2 separate regions of the Mus musculus genome follow, and region 1 is linked to region 2. A link is a loop called in an ENCODE intact Hi-C map of the cell type or tissue named here. Cell type or tissue: left cerebral cortex. All regions are shown on one strand.

Region 1 (8,000 bases), 220 kb before region 2:
AACTATTGATTTTTAAATCTTCCTTTCAAATCTTTTATAAATTTCCTTCTTTGAACTGCTCTAACTATTTTCCATTAATTTTGATTTGGTAGAATTTTTTTTTTATTTCTTCCAATTTCTTCTGTAACCCCCAAACAGTTATTTAGAAACCATGTGAGACTTTTATAATTTTCTTTTGCTATTTATTGATCTGTAATTTAATTTCATGTGGCCAGAGATGGTATAACTTTGATTCTCACAGGTGCCATGTTGCTTGTTTTATGACACTGCGTTCAGTCCCTGGAGAACATTTCAGTCGTACTCAAAAGAATGTATGTAGAAAACTCCCGAGTATAGCATTCTTGTTGACAAAGAGAACTGATCTGTAGAAGTCACTTTCATTAACCTGATGTAATTGTCATCTCCAACATTTATTGCCTCAGTCTGCTAACTTAGGCTCCTTGAAGCTTTTAGTCTCCACACAGTCTTATCTAGGCCTAGAATGTTTTCAGCCTCTGAGATTTGCTGATGAACATGTTCGCTCTTTCTTGTTCTTTCTGAACTCTGGCTGGCTGGTTCAACTCAGCTGTTCTGGCTCAATCTCCTCTCTAAGATGACTAATTCAATATGGCTTCTCTCTTGGCCTCTGACTTTTTGCTCTGCTTGGCCTGATACTAACTTTGACAAGCTTCTGGTTCCTTCTCATTGTCTGGCTAGTTCAGTCTTCACCTGTGTCTAGCTTGTTCTCTCCTCAACCTGTCTCTGTACTGCCCTAGTAAAAGTGCCTCCTCGCTCCAAGATGTTCTTTCTTTTCTCTCTCTTCTTGAGTTGGGCATATCCTATTTTGTCAAATCTTTCTCTGATTTGTCACTTTGTGCCACTCAATTAGACATCACTTTCAAACGTGGGTGCTTCCTTCTACAAACTAACTTTTCTTCACTGTTTGAGATTAAAGGTGTGTACTAAGGGTATGTCTATATTACAGCCACAGGGATTAAAGGTGTGTGCTAAGGCTGAGCCACATCACAAGTAAAAAGTTTTTTCCAGTAAACAACACATATCAGAGGTCTGAGTGTGATCAAATATCCTGCAACATTGCTCAGCTATTCTGAAATATTTCTGATTTGCTATTTCAGTCTTTGTTACCACTTAATGAAAAAGAAATATTGAGGGGCCAGCAGGATGGCTCAGTGGGTTAAAAGCATTTGCTACCAAGTCTAGCAACCTGAGCTCCCAGGGAACCAGACTGTGGCATGGATATAACCCCCTGCCCCAACACACACACGCACACACACACACACACACACTTTATACCATCTCACACATACAATAAATAAATGTAATTTTTAAAAATTAAAGAAATATTGAAGTATCAATGTAATGCTGGGTAGTCTTTCTCCTTTTCATTCAGTCAATTTGTGCCACATGTCGTGGGGCAGTGAGGTTGTGTGGCTACTGTGTATTGGCAAGTATCATGCTCTGATGAGCTGGTCTTTTTGTTATTATAAAATGTCCTGCCGGTCTCTACTGCATTTCTTATGTTAAAATACACATTAACATAGTTTTCTCAGTCTCTCAAGATCTTTGTTTGCTTGGTGTGTCTACTCTGCTTGATATCCTTCCCTTTCATTACTATGCAGACAACATAGGTTAACCTTATTTCCAACACTGATTGGAGCTTTTACTTCAGTAAAGGCCATGTTCTTTTTCTCATTTCTTGGTATTTTTTTAATTTAAAAATATTTATGTCTTCTTAGTGTAACAATTATATTCTGTTCTATTCTTTAAGCTAAGTACTTTTTTTTTTTTTTTTTGAGATGCTAGGGTGTTGAACCTAGCAAGGCTTTTAAAAATCCAGTTTTGTTTAGTATAGTTTGGTCTATTTGAGGCAGAATCTCATATTGTAGCCAAAGTTGGACTTTAACTGACAGATAACTCAGGCTGGCCTCAAACTTATAACAACCCTTTTGCCTGAACCTCCTAAGCACAATCTACAGGTTTAGTTGTCCATCTGTGTTGTGTTCTTCCATGTATAGATGTATGAACTATAGAGCATTAGAAAGAATTCATCTTTAATTGCCTTGGCTATAGTGTTTATCTTCCTCAAGATAGAGCATTAACTTTTAGTAAAGAATTCATCTTTAATTGCCTTGGCTATAGTGTTTATCTTCCTCAAGATAGAGCTGTAACTTTTAGTCAGGATGTCTAGTGATGCAGGAAATGTTGATAATTTCTCATTTACTTGCTAATATTGAATAAAAACTAAACACACTCCTTCTTAAAAGAAGAGGCACACACATGGAAAAAAAACCTTAAAATGAGCCCTTAATATACATAGTATTACTATTTTATTATGCTGTGGCAGTTCTTATTTCTTTATTCAATAAGCATTTATTGCACAATTACTCAACAGTCGGCACTGGGGAGTCAATGATGAGCAAAACAAAAGCAGTTCTTTCCCAAAGGAGGTAACAATCAACTGGAAGAGGCGCAGAATAATCACACAAAGAAAGCACTTCAAAGGACATGATCAGGTGTGAGTGCATAAAAGAGATTCGAACGAATGCTGTCATGGTTTTCTCTGAAATGCCGGTTCAGCTCCAAGTTGAAAAATAAACGGGAGTTACAAGAGACATAAATGCTTGACTTGCTAAAGCGTCCTGTGATGAAAAAGAATAGCATGGGAAGCAATGTGGTGAAAGTGTAAAAAACTCAAACTGTAGGTATAGCCTAAGCTACTAATCAGGTTTATCAGGCTCTGCGGGGTTAAGAATTTCGAACTTTTATCTCATAACCAGTGGGAGCGGCAGAAAGATTTGGGGGAAATGTGACAGTTTGACTTGTATTTTTAGAACAACTGGCAGTCGGGAGGTAGTGGGACATAGGTGAAGAGCAAAACTTCAGGAGAACTGTAACATCCATATGGAATTAGAGAAGGACAATGGAAGCCTAAGCAGGATAATGGTGGGTGGGACCTCAAAAGGTGGATGAATCTGGGTCGCATCTTGGAAGCAGACTGAAAATTCAACTAGTAAAATAGTTATACCTAGTCAAAAACCAGGTCCAGTAAGATCAGTTATAAGTTCCAAGGTGTCCCCATACTTGAGAATGACTAGAAGACCCTATCAGACTCCGGCTTTATGAACACACAAGGCCGAGAGCCCAGCCCGCAAGAAAGGCCCACGCCTTCATCCCTGGAGGTCCTTGGTAAAGGCGTGGAACAGAAGGGTTTCCTGGGCAACGCCATTGTCGCGCTCCAGGAGGGGGCGGGGTAACCAAGGTCAAGGCCTAAAGAGAATCCGGAAGAGAGGGAGAGTGAAGAGGCGTGGAAAATGGGACACAAGGAGCTTCGGCCCGGTCTATGGCGGATGATTCCAGGGTTCTCGCACGCGGCTAGTGTGGAGGGTGGGAGGAGCCGGGGAACGTGCCTGTGATTGGCTGGCGGGAGACACCGGGCCGCTCCTGATTGGGCGAGGCGAGCCCGTCTGTGGAGCGCGTAGGGTTCTGGGTAGCCAAGGCCTTGGAAGGGTCTTAACCGAAAGGGGGAGGGGGAGGCCGCCAACAAACGGCTGAGCTCACAATCCCGGCCGCGGCCCGCCCGCCCCCTCCCCCATGGAGAGAGCCAGGCCGGAGCCACCGCCGCCACCGCCGCCGCCGCCGCGCCAACCGCCGCGGCCCACCCCTCCGCGCCCGTTGCGCCCCGCTCCGCCCGCGCAGCCCGTCGAGGCCGCCACCTTCCGGGCCGCGGCCGCAGAGCGCTCCCAGTCGCCGTCGGCTCAGGCCACGGCCGCCATGGCCGCGGTGGCCTCGTCGTGCGGGGAGGCCGCGGCGGCGGGTGCGCAGGCGGCAGGGACGCGACGCCTGCTGCAAGTGAAGCCGGAACAGGTGCTGCTGCTGCCTCCCGGAGGACCGGGGGTGCCTCCGGCTCCCGACGAGGGCGCAGCCGCCGCCGCCGCTGCCGCTGCCGCCGCCGCCTCGTCCGCGCAGGCGCGCCTGCTGCAGCTGAGGCCGGAGCTGCTGCTGTTGCCTCCGCAGTCCGCGGCCGACGGAGGCCCCTGCAGGCCGGAGCTGCACCCCATGCAGCCCCGGACGCTGCTCGTCAAGGCCGAGAAGCAAGAGCTGGGGGCGGGCTTGGACCTGTCGGTGGGATCTCGGAGGACCACCGAGGCCGGCCCGAGAGCCTCGAGGGCCGCCAAGTTGGATGGCACCGGGAAGGCCCTCGACGGCCGCCGAAGCGATGAGAAGAAAGCCAAGCTGGAGGCAGAGGAGGCTCCGAGGGATGCGCTGAAAGGCGGGGAAGGCAAGAGCCTGCTGGCCATCGGAGAAGGAGTCATCAAGACGGAGGAGCCAGACAGACCCAGGGACGATTGTAGGCTGGGCACGGAGGCCACGTCCAATGGCCTGGTCCACAGCAGCAAGGAGGCCATCCTGGCCCAGCCGCCTAGTGCTTTTGGGCCACACCAGCAAGACCTAAGGTTCCCTTTGACACTCCACACCGTCCCACCTGGAGCCCGTATCCAGTTTCAGGGGCCTCCGCCTTCTGAGTTGATACGGTTGTCCAAAGTCCCCCTGACACCAGTGCCTATTAAAATGCAGTCCTTGCTGGAGCCTTCTGTAAAAATTGAAACCAAAGATGTCCCCCTCACCGTGCTGCCCTCAGATGCAGGTATTAGAAGCCAGGGGAATCTGGCTTTCACAGGTCTGTGTTGCACAGACATATTAGCAGTTCAGGAGCTGAAGCTCGAAAAGTAGAATCCTGGTACGGCCCTTAGCTTGCACAGGGAGTGCTTCTGGTTGATTTGCCCACATACTGGTAAAATACACTTAAGTATTGCCACAGTTTTTATAAACAGTCACTCTTAAGACTTAGTAAACAGATTAAGAGAATAGACTCAACAGAAGGCCTTGTTAGATGATACAGATTCCTCAGTTTATATAAAATAACATCAAATTTTCTATCATAGTAGCTTCTTAGGTTTATGTGTATCAAGAAATAAAATATACCAGTGTTCGAGAAAAATGATAGTTGTTTATATTGACTATAGATGTTAAAAGAGAACAGTAACTTTTCTGAGAGAAAACATACATATAGCATATAGCTAAAGCTTTTAGAAATAATAAAAATAAGCCAAGTGATTTTTAAAAGAAGTGATTATATTTAAGATATATTTTAAAGATATATTTAAAGCATATATCTAAGCATATATATAGATACAGATATATTTAAAAGAAGTCACTACAACCAAATACTACTTTCCAGTATTTTCAAGTATATTTTAAGCAAGTCCTTAGAATTAGTTCACACAGAACTCTGTATCACTGAATGTTTTAGGAAGTCATAATCATTCTTCATGTTTACATGAACTTTTACATTTATTATTATTTTTTAATTTTTAGTCCCGATTCTCCACTTCTGGTTTTTTTTTGGGGGGGGGGGGTTGGTTTTTCGAGACAGGGTTTCTCTTTGTAGCCCTGGCTGTCCTGGAACTCACTTTGTAGACCAGGCTGGCCTCGAACTCAGAAATCCACCTGCCTCTGCCTCCCAAGTGCTGGGATTAAAGGTGTGCGCCACCACGCCCGGCTCACTTCTGTTTTTTAATAACGTAAATACCCCCTTCTATTTACTTTATGTGTTCATGCCTGACATGTTCCCAAGTCCTTCTTGGCACAACCACTTACTATATCTGATTTATATGGCATTGGGAATTGAACTCAGGGCTCAATGCATACTAGGCAAGTATTCTACTAACTGAGCTACATCCTCAGTCAAGATTATTTATTTTAAACATCCTTTGCAAATCAAAAACGTTTTTACATATCGAGGAACCCTAAAAGGAATTAATGTGCCGGGCGTGGTGGCGCACACCTTTAATCCCAGCACTCAGGAGGCAGAGGCAGTTGGATTTCTGAATTTGAGGCCAGCCTGGTCTACAAAGTGAGTTCCAGGACAGCCAGGGCTATACAGAGAAACCCTGTCTCGAAAAACCAAAAAAAAAAAAAAAAAGGAATTAATGTGAAAAGTTCATAGATGGTGCTTTTATGAACTGCATAGGGATACAAATTTAATGAATTTCCTTTATAAGAATTTTAACTGTACCATGACTCACAGGGTCATATGTATAATTTTCCTCCCAGGACATGAGACTAGTTTTAATAATTCAGTGTGGCAGGATGTTCACCTTCCTAGTGAAAAACTGAGCATAAACATTTTTGCTTCAAAGACACTCGATCTGCTGTCAATGACTTCCTTTACATCCCCCCCCAACTAACACACACATAGTGCTAGGTGCATAGTTTAGGTGCCTGCTCCTTAATATTAGTGAGAAATAAACTAAATGTTAATCACTGTTAGAGATATTAATGAAGCTTAAATAGCCATCCAGTGTGTCTGCATAGTATCTTCAACAATAGTATACTCTCTAGGAGTCATTCTAAGCTCCAACTTAGAATGCTGAGTTCAGTGACTATGAGGGATTTTGGAATCTTGGCAGTACTTTGGCTATATTATAGTGTATGTTTTCAGGTACTTTATAAGTATAGGTGAAGGTATACTTCACTTTAAAATTGTGTACATGGCACATTAACTTAGTCTCTTAATTTTTGTCATATAGGAATACCTGATACTCCCTTCAGTAAGGACAGAAATGGTCATGTGAAGCGACCCATGAATGCATTTATGGTTTGGGCAAGAATCCACCGGCCAGCACTAGCCAAAGCTAACCCAGCCGCCAACAATGCAGAAATCAGTGTCCAGCTCGGGTTAGAGTGGAACAAACTTAGTGAAGAACAAAAGAAACCTTATTATGATGAAGCACAAAAGATTAAAGAGAAGCACAGAGAGGAGTTTCCTGGTAATCAAATGAAATGAACAAAGGCTCTTTCTAATTTTTTAAAAATTTATTTAGGTAAAGATTAACTTAGGTTGAGAATTCCTAATCTATGTGAGAAAGAAAATAATGGTTAATATTATAATAACGATTGAATCAATACTAAGCATACATTTTCTTAAATAGAATGCAGTTGTGAAGTATCTGACCTCATACTTAACAGCTACTGCAAATCAGGAGACATTTGGTTTTCCTGTAGTTTTGATGAATACATAAAGGTACATACAAATATACACATAGAGCTATAGCTTTACAGTTTACTGTAAATCTCCGTGGTCCTATTTTGTAATATACTAGACATATTAAATAATCATGGCAACAGAATGAACAGTTCCCACTTAAAAGATAATAAAAATGCAGTAATTACTATCCTTTTCCATTTCAAAGTTAAGTGGGTATCAGAACACAGTCCTGCATTTTAATTAATAGATGTATTCATAGCATGATACAGTTTGAACCAACTGATTTATCCTCAACAGTAAGGGCTTTGAGATAACGGTTGAGAACTATGTATGCTTTGTGGCTTATAGATCTGTGCATAATGGGAAAAGATTTTTTCCTGAAATATAAGCAGAAATATTTTAGGAAGAGAGACAGAAGCAGTGATTATAGACATGGCAGTGCCACGCTTCTGACTTTGGGAAGAAATTAAAGTGGTTATGGCTTTAGCAATTGGTAAGCCTCAGAGAGTGACTTCTTAAATCAGGCATAAACATAGTGGCTAGTTATTAGTAACTATTCCATTGTAAGCCACTGACATTTGTATATTATAGAATGCAAAAGAAAGTGCTAAATAATGTCTTATGGGGCATCTTTCTTCACCAGAGAAAAGGCTCTGGGATTCAAACTCAATGACTGGAGTAGATTCTACCATGAAATCACCCTGTGTTCCTGGGTAGAAGGCATTTGACCTTCCTCTCTATTATGGGTTACATTAACAAAATTAGAAGCTATGTGGATGTTAAAACGCACAGTGCAGGATTTGTTCAAAGATAGTGCATCATGGGAGCTGGAAAATAGACCTTTATACAACCCATATTTTAAAACTTAACTTGTGCTGTGTTTTTATATGAAAGAGCCAGAGTCTGTATATTCATATTAAAAGCCTCTCTTTTTCTGTAGGTTGGGTTTATC
Region 2 (8,000 bases):
CAAAGACCCAATGATATGCGGAACTCTGTACTCTTGGGTGTTGCTGGTGGGAATATAAAATGGTGCACCCATTAGGGAAGACAGTCTGGCTGTTCCTCAAAAGAATTAAAGAACATTACCAGATGGTCCAGCACTTAGACTTCTGAGTGTATACTTCAAAGAACCGAAGGAGAGACTCAGTAAGCTGCCTAAGATGTGTGAGTTCAGAGTTCTGTTGTTATTCTTAGTTGCTAAAGGTGAATGCAACACAAGGGTCCATCAGTGGGCTGTGTTTCGCATACAATAAAGTACTAGTGAACTATAAAAGAATGGGATTCTGACATGCTGTGGGGTGGATGGGCCTTATGAAATGTGATGGGCCAGTCACACAAGGACAGAGACTGTTGTTACTGTTAAGGTATGCAAAGTCCTTACATTCATGGGGACAGAAAGAAAAATGATGGCTGCCAGGCACTGGGGAGTCATTTAAATGGACACAAAGCTTCAGCAGGAGAAAATGAAAATTCTCCAGGGATGAGGATGAGGGTGGCAGGATACTGTGAGGGTATTTAAAGTAACACTGAACTGGATACCGGAAAATAGTTACTAACAATAACCACAACTCTTAACCCCTCCCCCTGTTGTTTGTAAGGACGCTCCTACATCTTCCTGGACAGCTCCTCTGGGCCAGACCAGACAGATCAACCTTCCTAGTGCTGTGACCCTTTAATACAGTTCCCATATTGTGACACCCCCACCCCCCAGCCATAAAACTATTTCATTCCATAGCTGGGCGTGGTGGCGCATGCCTTTAATTCTAGTACTCGGGAGGCAGAGGCAGGCAGATTTCTGAGTTCGAGGCCAGCCTGGTCTACAAAGTGAGTTCCAGGACAGCCAGGGCTACACAGAGAAACCCTGTCTCGAAATAAAAACAAAACAAAAAAACCCAAAACCCCAAAAAACCAAAAAACCAAAAAACCAAAAACAAAACAAAAACTATTTCATTCCTACTTTCTAACTATAATTTTGCTACTGTTATGAATGGCAATGTAAACAGCTGATGTTCAGGATATCTGATGTGACCCCTGTGAAACAGGCCTTCAACCACCCCCCTCTAAAGAGGTTACAACCCAGAGGGTGAGGACCACTGTGTTAGCCACCCAGCTATAAGCCTCCATGCTGTGTGGCAGCTGCTCCCTGTGTCTGGAATCCACCCAGGCCACTGGCCCCATGTACTGCCCATCATCCAACCCAAGTCCTAACTTCTACGAAGACTTCTGACTTCCTCCCCACCACTGCCGTTCAGTTTAAGGGCTCTGTTTTCTTATAGCACCCAACAGCCATGGCTGTAGTGTCCAGTCCCAGTGCCTGCCATGGCTGTAGTGTCCAGTGTGCTGTGGCAATGGTGGCCAGCACCAACAGGGTCTGCTTGGGTCAGGGAAGTGACCTTTGAGGTCAGGAGTCCAGGCTTGCTTCTCAGGGTTACCCAATCCGTCACAGCATGTTCTGGGCAGGCCTTTTCTGAGCATGTCTCTAACTTGTGAAGTGTCTGTGCATAGCCATCGCTCGCCCTCCATAAGCAGCTCATCCTACTCCTTCCTCAAGACAGCCCTGTTGCCAGACCTCACGTCTCAGGCCAGCCATATCATCTGCTTACCACATTCTTAATGATCTCATCCTTCCCGTCCTGCCTCTGCACCTTCAGCAGATGATAACAGAAGTCAAACAGGTCAAAGCGCCGCTGCTGGCCCAGCAAGACAATGATGGAGCAGCCGGCCCAGTTCAAGCCGTCACCGAAGCACTGCCTAGGGTCGGGAAGGAAACGGTATGAGACTGAGGGAAAATGCCCTTGCCAAAGTACAGCTACCCCATGGAGACAACAGTCAGCTTGGAGGAAGAGAAGAACACATGAAGGAAAACACAATCAGACTCCCTCTCTGTCTCTCCTCCTGCCCACACATATATGTGCAGGCCCGAGATGGAGGGTGGCTATCATCCTCAGTTGGTCCTTCCCTTGCTTTCTCAGTCTCTGTCCCTAAATCTGGCTTGGCCAATGCAGTGAGACTGCTCAACTCACTGGCTAGATCGCTAGTGAAACTGGTTGACAAGCTTCCAGACATCCTCCAGTCTCAGCCTCGCTAGTTTCAGGACTACAATTGCCTCACTTGGCTTTTTTTGAAATGTGTATGTTATATGATGTGTCTCTATGGATGGGCACACACGAATGCAGATGCCCACAGGAGGCAGAAGCCAGTGGCGGCAAGTCCTCCCACAGCTGGACTAGCAGGCAATTGTGAGACATCTGACATGGGTGCTCGGATCCGAACTTTTGTCTTCTGTAATAGCAGTGTGGTGCTCTTACCCACTGAGCCATCTCTCTAGCTCTTCCCCTGGCTTTTAAACATGGCTCCTGGGGACAGAACTCAGGTCCTTGAGGCTTGCACTGAGCCATCTCCTCCACTCTAATCAGCCTTCGAGACTCACATGGCTTGTCTTGAGGCCAGTCAGAGGAGGCTGTGTTGGCTCCTTGGCCTCTCAGAAGCCCCACTGGAGGCCGCAATGACCAGGAGACATGTTGATGACTATAGGGCCATTCTTCTGTCATTTACTTTGTTCCCAGCCTGCCCCGGGCAGCTCCCCCACTTCCCGTCACAGGGTTGGAAGGATATAGTCCCTGCAGCTTGTTGGTCTTTCTCTTCCCCTCCCCACCCCTTCTTTCCCTGTCTTTAGTCCCAAAAGGACCAGTTAGTCACCTCTGCCACATCACCCTCAGTATGAAGCTAGATGGATGCAGAAGAGGGGGCTCTGCTCCTGTTTTCTCTGCTGACAGGACTGTGGGTGACCCAAAAAGGCTCCTCATTTCCTAAGTGGAGTTTTGCAGGGGTGGGAGTAGATGCTCAGGGGCCAAAAGGTTAACACTCGTGGGATGCTTTCTTTCAGTCTTGGCCTCCGATTCTGCTGACAGCCATTTATTGATTTTCCTGGACTGCTCATTCGTCTTCACAGACCCCATCCCAGATCCGGTTACAGGATCAGTTGTAGTATGAAAATTCAGGTCTGACAACCAAGCTCCATTCTCTGGCATCCACCTCCTCCCCTTGTCTCCAATCAGCCCCATGGACACCTTGACATATGTACTTCCGTTTTCTGTTTGACCCCTTTAACCTCTGGAGACCAAGAACAGTCCACTGTTGCCATGTCCAGCGCTGGCACAGTGACCAATATGTATCACTGTTCAAGCCTCTTCGGGCCTGGTTCTCCTTTCTGGCTAGCACATCCCAGGGGTGAGGGGAGGGGAGAGGGTGCACTCACTCAGCTGTGAACTCGTTGGTCCCCACAGGGATACAGTAGACAAACTGCATGGCACTCCACAGCCGGTGAAACTCCACACACTCATCCACATGCATGACGCCATTGGTGGGTGGCGGGCCCCTCCAGATGGGGTCCTGCAGGTAGCTCCGGATTCGGGTCAGGATGACCTCAAACATGGACAGGCCGCAGCAGAGCCGCTCCTTGGTCAGCAGGTCACCCTCCCGAGCGATGGCGATTTGCTGAGACAGGAAGCATATGTTAACACAGCATCACCCATATCCGAGATCCCATCTGTCCCACTTCCTCTGGAGAGTCCCAAATACTGGTGCCAACCACATCTAGAACTTGTTCCCTGGGACTGATGCTCTCCCCAGAGCAGGGCACTGAACCTAAGAACTTGAGGGCATGGAAGCCTTATGGTAACTGTCACCCATGGCAAGTAAAATCCAGGCCCCATCAATGGAAGACTGATTTAAAAAAAAATCATCTGAGCACACACTGGTCTCAGAGGCTGGTTGGGGCTAAAGAAATAGGCTCACTGCAAGTACAAGGACCCAAATTCTGTCCTCCCGAATCCACATTAATAAGCCAGGCATGATATACGTGCTTGTAATGCAGGCCAGGATGGCTAACTAGATACACAGAAGTCAGAAGTGTCCCTATCAGTTTTATAATGTAACACTACCATAGTGTGTGGCACAGCAGGCTCCTGATGAGCGGTGGCTCTGTCCAACTCTACGGGTAGATTATTATTTCTGCTCAGAAGGGAGGGAGCTGAAGCTCAGAGGTGCAGCCGAGGGAAGGTACAGAGCTTGGATCCTGCTCAGTGAAGCATGGTTCTTTTTGTTTGTCTGTTTATTTGTTTGAAGGATTTACTTATTTATTTTATGTGTATGAGTGCATAATAGCTCTCTTCAGACACACCAGAAGAGGGCATCAGATCCCATTACAGATGGCTGTGAGCCACCATGTGGTTGCTGGGAATTGAACTTGGGACCTCTGGAAGAGCAGCCAGTGCTCTTAACCGCTGAGCCATCTCTCCAGCCCCGAAGCCTAGTTCTACAAATTAAATCGTGAAGTGAATTCGGCAAGTTGGAGAAAATGACATTTACTACAATGCCCTCAGACACCAGCACAACCCACAGATGGACAGCGCATGCGTGGGATTGTGCGTGTAGAAAACATTTTGGAGGAGTGAACTTCGTCGTGGGTGCAGATGGGCTGCGGGAAATGGGTGAGCTTTTCACTTTTAAAATAGTTCTGTACCGTGGAATGTGCTAGAAGGAACGTATGTTACTGTTTTAAAATTTGCCACTGACTTCAGAGAACTATTTCCTCTTGTTAGAAACCCTTCTTTGACAATGGCAAATGGTCTCTATTAGTAATTCAAACAAGCGTCTCATCTGGTCTTGGCTACTGCATCTCGAGTAATCAGACAGGCAGACAGGCACATCAAACAGGACCGTCTCTCCCACAAGGGTCTGTGCTCTGAGTGAAAACATCTAAGAGCAAAAGGTGCCGAAAGCCTCTGCAGAACACGTATTACAGACTAAGGTCAAAGTCAGGTCTTTCTGTCTGGGAACAAAGCTAAAGAAAGCTGGCTTCTGAGACTCTGGACCCACAGGACACACGTGTGGGATCAGCTCCCAGTGGGAGGAAGGGCTCTCAGGGGCCCATTCTGTAGGGGGCTTGAAGGGACCAACAGACCTCCCCCTCAAAGCTCTCTTCCTTGGAGACCTTCCCCTCCCCCAACCACAGAGGGCAGCCTCTAAGTAAATCCAGGGAAGGAAATAAATCAGAAAGCAGAGATTGTGATGATCGTGGCCCTTGAGTGTAGTTGTCATGACAACTATAAAGTGAAGGAGGAAGGTGAGATGGGGAAGAGTTGGCGGACATGTCTGAAACACCACTGTCTCACGAACCAGGAGAAGACCCTGATCCGTGCAGAATCAACTCGATTGCACAGCAGGCAGTTCACGACACAGGAGACCACTCGAGCTGCCAGAGTTAGCCAGATAAGGCGCTCTTAAGATAGCATGAGCTCAGTACTTGACTGTTTTTTTTTGGTGTGTTTGCTCTGTTCTGCTCAGCTCTCTCTACACGTGAAGAACATGGCTCTGTGGGGACGCCCAGTAAATAAACGACCCGTGTATGTTCTTATCAGCAAATTAAGGGACTTCTGGTGTCCTAATGAATCTGCTGTCTTCCTGGTTAATTCTGAGCCAGGCAGCACCTGAGAATCCTGGTTTGAAAACATTGGCAAATGATTTTATAAAAGCTGTGGCTTGACTCCCAGTTCTCCGTCCACTACAGCCAACAGAAGGGGCCTCGACCCCTTTCCCTGAAGAAGTGTTTGCCCTTCTATTTCTTTCTGTGAACCACAAAAGTAATATGCATTTACTGGGTAAAATTTGGAGAAAACTTTAAATAACATATAAGAAAGACACTATTTCACTTATCTCACTACCCAGAGAAGAGCTTTCTTAAAAAAAAAAAACATATATGTAGATCGTTCACAGTTATGAATATGGATATATGCATGCATATAGCAGCTCATCTCTATTACATTTTTACTTTATAGATCTCTAATTTAAAAACTCATTTCCATAATGCATTCAGTGTTATAGTTTTTAGGTGGCTAAAACTATGGTAAGCGTGTTTAGTTCTCTACCCTTGTGGGTTATTTTAAATTGTTCACGAATCTTCACTACTCGGGACAATTCTAAAGAAGTTCCCTGTGGACATGACATTTTGTGAGCACTGTCTCCTGTTATGTTACTGGATAAATCTTATTGGGAGTCAGGGAATATAAATACTTTAAAAGGCTTTGCTAGCTGGATGGTGGTGGAGCATACCTTTAATCCCAACACTCGGAACACAGAGGCAGGGGGAAGTCTCTGGGAGTTCGGGGCCAGTCTGGTTTACAGGCTGTTCCAGGACAGCCAAGGAGGCTACACTGGGAAACCCTGTCTCAAAAAAAACCCCAAAAAACAAAACAAAACAACCAATCAACCAACCAACCAAAAAAACCAACCTCTTTTTTTTTTTTTTTTTTTTTTTGCTATATAACAAGACTGTCTTAAGGACGGTGGCCAGACAACTTCCCAGGTGACAGCCATGCTTCATACTCTCAGCTGTCAATGTGCTCTGAAGAAAAATGTCTTTATCAAATGGAGAGATTCGAAACTGCCTGGGCTTTGGGGGTCCCACTTCACAGATTGATAGCAACGTGGAACTTTTCCTGTTTGTTGGCATAATTGTTATTTGAATGCGAGTCTGTCATCGTCTTTTCTGGTACTTCATTTCATACATGTACATGCACATACATGTGTATGCACATGCACTTTGCCTGTGTGTGCACATGGAAGTCAAGAGGTCAACTTTGTGTGCCTCTATCTGATCTCTTTGCCTATGTTTTAAGATAGGGTCAGTCACTGAACCTGGAGCTCACTGTACTGTTGAGACTGGCTGCCAGCAAGCCCCTGAGATGTCTGTCTGTCCCCTTCTCTATTGCTAGGGTGACAGGTTTGTTACCACCCCTAGCTTTCACGTGGGTGCTAGGGATCTGAACGCAGGTCTTCATGTTTCCATGAAAAGCCCTTCACCCAGTGAATCTCACCCCAGCCCTCACTTACTTTTTACAGGAAAGAGAGGCCATCTAGTGCTTGATGCAAATGAGGTCAGTTTGTGGTCTGTTCTAATGTATAAAGGACAGCGCTTAAAGGAGCTCTGACCTACATTCTGTTCCACACAGTGGGGGTCTTTCCCAAGGGCCTCCCATTTTCATGGAGAACTCTGATTACATGAAACACCTGATTCCACCCATAGCTTCTCAATATTCTTTTCTATGGCCCTTTGCATCTTTAGGAATTCTGGTTTATTCATTAACAGGCAAGAAATGCAGACCGTACCACATTGCGTGTGTGTGTGTGTGTGTGTGTGTGTGTGTGTGTGTGTGTGCAAATTCCCTAGCCTTTCTGCAAACATCCATGATTCCTTGGTAACATGCAAAAGGTATGAATACCTACAGTGAGTACTTGGAAAAGTAAACAAGGCTCACAATGATTTTTACCAAGTGGAACATCAGGAGAGATCTTTCCTCCCTGATCAGTGGCTTGACCCTCTGTCATCTTGGAAATGATTTATCTCGCCAGCTGTTAATGATATAACAGACTTCAAAAGAAAAGATACTGACTTTAAAAAGGCAGGCCAGCTCGGGAGGTGGAGCAGCTACCATCCCATTTCAGAGATGGGAAAATGAAGGCAGTTTCCTATGAGATTATGTGACACTTCAGGGGAGAGCTGGGAACAATGGTGCTGGCTGAAAACCAGGTCGCCTTGGTTTGCTCAGAAACAAAGGCAAAGGCCACACTGCTCGCTCCTTCAACCTTCCCTGCATTAAGTCTGCGGCCGACAGTTTCTGGTCACTGACCCAGACACCGTACAAGGTCCAGCAGACGAGAACACCTAGCTGGCCAGCTTCAGTGTCTACAACTTGTTAGCATTTATTTACTGATTTAGTATATGGGTCGATGAAATTGTATTTATTATTATTGATGTGTGCGAGCATTCAGTGTGTGTGCACACATGTGTGTTTGGCATATGTGTAGAGCTCAGAGGACAACTTGTACCCAGTCATTCTTTCCTTCCATTACATGTGTCCTGGGGCTCACACTTGGGCTGGTAAGCTTGGCAGCAAGTGTCTTTAC

Evidence for each region. A loop is a pair of places that touch in the nucleus more often than their neighbours do. Peaks named below come from ENCODE experiments on the same cell type or tissue, not always from the same donor. Only the 100,000 strongest peaks of a DNase experiment are listed, where the experiment ranks them.
Region 1: it touches region 2 in a loop (2.0-fold over the local background); 2 of 42 quality-filtered maps call a loop at or near these places.

The regions. Positions count from the first base shown.
Region 1 is chr11:45,976,729-45,984,728 of GRCm38, forward strand. Sox30 (SRY (sex determining region Y)-box 30) reads left to right here and starts at 3,582. Exons shown (of 5, transcript NM_173384.2): 1 at 3,582-4,645; 2 at 6,591-6,830; 3 at 7,989-8,000. The coding sequence starts at 3,592. In left cerebral cortex, a CTCF peak has its summit at 4,056; DNase peaks (open chromatin) are centred at 2,629, 2,748, 3,361 and 4,115; H3K4me3 peaks cover 1,079 bases; H3K27ac peaks cover 66 bases.
Region 2 is chr11:46,197,355-46,205,354 of GRCm38, forward strand. Cyfip2 (cytoplasmic FMR1 interacting protein 2) reads right to left here. Exons shown (of 31, transcript NM_133769.3): 29 at 3,292-3,530; 30 at 1,637-1,784. Among named protein-coding and RNA genes, the nearest start is that of Mir7239, 31 kb to the left of the region's middle. RefSeq lists an enhancer at 4,004-5,913. In left cerebral cortex, a CTCF peak has its summit at 4,186 (motif pointing right); DNase peaks (open chromatin) are centred at 4,492, 5,116 and 6,037; H3K27ac peaks cover 1,050 bases.